Linked DNA regions of Homo sapiens: region 2 is linked to region 1. The links are chromatin loops, found by intact Hi-C in ENCODE. Cell type or tissue: Caco-2. All regions are shown on one strand.

What was found. Hi-C counts contacts between places; a loop is a spot of excess contacts. Peaks named below come from ENCODE experiments on the same cell type or tissue, not always from the same donor. Only the 100,000 strongest peaks of a DNase experiment are listed, where the experiment ranks them.
Region 2: it touches region 1 in a loop (13-fold over the local background); 1 of 110 quality-filtered maps calls a loop at or near these places.

Annotation. Positions count from the first base shown.
Region 1 is chr4:54,143,489-54,145,988 of GRCh38, reverse strand. No RefSeq gene overlaps it. Among named protein-coding and RNA genes, the nearest start is that of GSX2, 45 kb to the right of the region's middle. In Caco-2, no CTCF peak of the experiment used is centred here; DNase peaks (open chromatin) are centred at 954 and 1,248.
Region 2 is chr4:54,214,321-54,216,820 of GRCh38, reverse strand. No RefSeq gene overlaps it. Among named protein-coding and RNA genes, the nearest start is that of PDGFRA, 14 kb to the left of the region's middle. In Caco-2, a CTCF peak has its summit at 1,273; a DNase peak (open chromatin) is centred at 1,290.

The DNA of each region.
Region 1 (2,500 bases):
CTCTGTCTCAAAAGAAAAAAAAAAAAGGAAAGAAATAAAAGACAAATCAGCAAAAAGAGGAATTCATAAAAAGAGAATAAAGCTTTGCAAAAAAAGAACCTGTCTTTGGATCTTCAGAAGTGACTAAAATATTTTAATAGGTCCCTTTTAGTGCCTCTTTTTGCTTGCCTATGAAATATTGACAGATCTTCCCAACTGGGGGAAAAAAAACCCAAAATTCATTAAACTCACTGTGTCTTATTTGGTTAAATAAAAAGAGGTAGAAAGACTATTATGAGAAAAGAGAAGCAATAGAAACTGTGGAAATTGGAGTTCCAAACATCAATCTTAATTTGATTGAATAGTAGAAAGTATATAAACTATGGAAATTGATGTTCCAAACATCAATCCGCATTCCTGAGCAATTTTCAAATTGGTCACCAGCTCTCCACTCCTCCTGTCATGAGTCACTTATACCTTAAAAAGTATATCCTCTGAGAATTCTGAAAGGTATCCAGACCTTCCATTAGACAACTTCCAATCCATATGTGCCTCAAAGTTGTGTCTTCATTTTCCTCCTGTTCCATTTCCTTCAGATTTCCACCAAGATATGCATGTTGAGCTTTGTTTTGAGACTACATCCAGATGTCACCTACCTCTCCTGTGGCCTTAAAAAGATTCTATAAGCACAGAGAGATCAGCCTGAGACATCTGAAGACCTAAGCCTGCATCCTTCCTGGTTTTTGGATTAAGGGAATGTAAAGATGAGAGGAAAATGAGCAAGGCGAGGTGATAACTCATTTCTAAATAAAACAGGAATATTTTTAAAAATCTGACACTGCTAAAGGCCAAGTCATACAGTAGGATTCCCACCAGGCCAGGCTGTAAATATTGATTCTCCTCTCTGCAACCCCAGTGTTCAGGCTTCAGAGTAACAGTCTTAGTTCCTCCAACCACATTTCTAACCACAAGGTCACTGCACACTTCACCATCCTGGCCATCTTCCTTTAGCACATACAATTGTAAGTTTAAAAATTTTATCTTTTATTTTCAGTCCTCCCACAGCTGTTGGGACTTGGACAAACCTACCTTATAATCAAATATTTGCGGTGTTTTCTAGTTTGAAAAGCACTGTTCAAAAGTTATCTCATTTAATCTTTACAACTGTTGACTTTACAGATAAAGAAAACTGCAGATCAGAAAAGTTAAATAAATGCCCAAGGACACACAACTTGTAAGAAAAGAAGCCAGGGCTAGGCTAGGCCGGCTGCAGTGGCTCACGCCTGTAATCCCAGAACCTTGGGAGGCCAAGACAGGCGGATCATCTGATGTCAGGAGTTCGAGACCAGCCTGGCCAACATGGTGAAACCCCGTCTCTACCAAAAATACAAAAATTAGCTGGGTGTGGTGGTGGGAACCTGTAATCCCAGCTACTCAGGAGGCTGAGGCAGGAGAATCACTTGAACCCAGGAGGTGGAGGTTGCAGTGAGCCAAGATCGTGCACTCCAGCCTAGGCAACAAAAGTGAAACTCCGTCTCAAAAAAGAAAAAAAAAAAAAGAAGCCAGGGCTAAAACCCACCTGTGCCCTTCATCTTCTAGTTCTGGGTTCTTTTCATGCCACCAATTGCACTTCAAAGAAGTGGAAACATTTTGAAGTTTTTGATAAGACTAGTAGCAAGGCTTATTTTCAAATAGTCTATGAATTTTTATAGCTTGTAGAAGGTCTGAGGAAGATATAATTTCATTTGTATCACTTCAGAAGCAATACAAAAAAAAGTATTATCCTATTTCTTTATTTTATATTCTAGGCCTATTAGAGAACAATAAATTAGATAAACTCAAAATCCACTTAGGCCTTCATGTATCCTTTTTTTTTTTTTTTTTTTTGAGACCAAGTCTCACTCTGTCACCCAGGCTGGAGTGCAATGGCATGATCTAGGCTCACTGCAACCTCCTGGTTTCAAGCGATTCTCTCAACTCTGCCTCCGGAGTAGCTGGGACTGCAGGCACGTGCCACCATGCCCAGCTAATTTTTGTATTTTAGTAGAGATGGGGTTTCACAGTGTTGGCCAGGCTGGTCTTGAACTCCTGACCTCAAGTGATGAGCCTGCCTCAGCCTCCCAAAGTGCTGGGATTATAGACGTCAGCCACCACACCCCACCTGCTCTGATATTTATTATTTCTTTTCTTCTGCTAATTTTGAGTTTGGTTTGCTCTTGCTTTTGTAGTTCTTTAACACGTACCATTAGGTTATTTATGATTATTAGATTAGTTTTTCTTCTTTTTAAATGTAGATACCTATAATTATAAAATTCCCTCTTAGTACTGCTTTTGCTGTATTCCATAGGTTTTGGTATGTTCTGTTTCCATTATCATTTGTTTCAACAAATTTTTCAATTTCCCTCTTAATTTCTTCATTGACCCACTGGTCATTCAGAAGCATATTGTTTAATTGCTGTGTATTTTTATAGCTTCCAAATCTCTTGTTTTGTTACATTGTGGTCAGAGAAGATGCCTGATG
Region 2 (2,500 bases), 71 kb before region 1:
GAGCAGGGAGAGGGGTGGCCATGAACTCCATCAGTGGCTGCGACTGGTGAGTCTTGCTCCTATGGGCACTTTTGAGTAGATTTAAAATGCAACAGGGCCCCAGCAACTTCAAAGAGATAAGGGAGGAGCTGAACTTAAATTCCACTCAAATTAAAATGTCTAAAATTGGCTCCTGTAACATAGATCCGTGGCTCATAATGTCCACTTTGCATCAACTGCTGAAATTCTCAAACATTAAAAAAAAAAAAAAATCTTGGCTGCTGGTAAGAAATGGCATAGTAGGTTTTGCATTTATTATCACAAAAAACAGTATTTTGACAGACTAGCCTTCGTTGTGGAATTAAAAGATTTAACTTTCTGAAGCTCTTCCATAAAAATAACATTCTAAAACAAGCATGCATTATAGAAAATATTTATTATCAAATAATATCATATGGCAGCCCTGTGAAAAACCTGATATTATTGAGGGAAGCTGCATTTTGTTCACTTGAGAAAATAAAGGTTGGCTGAACAAAAATGATTTATCCAACTACAAGATTCATGTATTTGTGGTTGAGTTATGTTGCTACAGACACCAGTAGCACCACACACACACACACACACACGCACACACACACACAAATATTGATAATTCGGATTTAATGCCTGTCTCTATTCTGGTCAAATTCAGGCATGATCGTGATGATTTCCAAGCTTTGTGTTCATTCTCTAACACGTATTGTACTAAATAAGAGTGCAATGACATATTTTTATTTGTAAAGATACATGAAAGTAAACTTGATTTAAGATATACTTCAATACATTTTGAGATAATTAGAGACACACCAGACTATCACACACACAAAAAGTAAGGAATGACTAATATAAATTCTGTCAAAGATTCCTGTAGGTGATTCGCATTTGCCAGTGACAGAACCTGGATTAGATTAGGCAGTTCTGGCCTGTGTAACTGTTGCAGCCAAAAATCCCTTGAATGTCAGCGATTCATTTGGTTTAACCTAATACCCACCCATGAACCTAGTTTATTGCCATAGAAGTTCGCATCAAATCTTTATTCTGCACATTTAATAAACAAGTTGTCTAGGGCTGTGTGTGATAGATTTAAGTTTTTCCCTTAGCATCCAAATGAGATTGAAGGTATTTCCAAATAAAAGGCAATTTAAAACTGCAGGCTCACACTTCAGATAGTGGTTATCTTATCTGCCTGTCTGAGTCCTGTTTGCTTTCACTGAAGCCACCAATAGAACCTGAGAAAGTGGCATTGGAGATTCAAGAGTTCCCTCTTCACCCCACCTGGAGGACAAAGGAAGAGCTTTTCTGATAGGTGCTGCTTAGCACTCCATCTTGGAGCACAGCTTAAAATTCACAGCCCTCTCTGTGACCTTTTCAAGTTTCATTCTAAAGCTGTGTGACAAATAGCTCATCCTTGTGTCACACGTGCAATTACACACACCACTTAGAGGATAAACACCAGCTGGGTCTACATTTTACCTGAAGGTTGAATGAAAAATAAATATTTCAATTACCCTGATACTTCCAAAATCCAGATGGACCAATAGAAGTATACAGGTCATTTCCTTTCAGTTTAGTTTTGCTATTCCATTTTACATGGCCCGGTATTTCCAATGCCATTTTACTCCTTCCAAAGCATATCTGAATATATGAGCTTATTTGATGCTCTTCACAGCCACGGAAAGAAAGGGCAGCATTCTATCACCATTTGCACACAGAAACTGAGTAGAAGGTCGGGCATACTGGCTCATACCTGTGGTCCCAGCACTTTGGGAGGCTGAGGTGGGCAGATCACTTGAAGCCAGGAGTTCAAGATCAGCCTGGCCAACATGGTGAAACCCTGTCTCTACTAAAATTTAAAAAAAAAATTAGCCTGACATGGCGGTGTACACCTGTAATCCCAGCTACTCAAGAGGCTGAGGCATGAGAATCTCTTGAGCCTGGGAGGCAGAGGTTGCAGTGAGCCCAGATGGCACCACTGTACTCCAGCCTGGTGATGGAGCAAGACTCTGTCTCCAAAAAAAAAAAAAAAAAAAAAAGAAACTGAGTAGCAGAGGTCACTGATTTACTCAAGCTACTGTCATACTCAGATAAGGAAAGAACAGGGACCCTCCTGGCTCTCAGCAATGATATCTCAAACATCATTGTGCTCTTTGCCATTTGAAATAACTTATGTGCACATAATGGGGACAGAGTTGCTAACCAAAGAACTCAAAGGAAAACATTCTTTTTCTCCTCTCATCTAAATGGGGTGGGCTTTAGTGTTCCTTTGTCTTTTTTTTTTTTCTTTTTGAGACAAGGTATCGCTCTGTCACCCAGGCTGGAGTGCAGTGGCGCAGTCACAGTTTACTGCAGCCTCAACCCCCGGGCTCAAACAATCCTCTAACCTCAGCCTCTTGGGTAGTTGGGACCAAAGGCATGTGCCACTACACTTGGCTAATTTTTGTATTTTTTGTAGACATGGGGTCTGGCCATGTTGCCCAAGCTG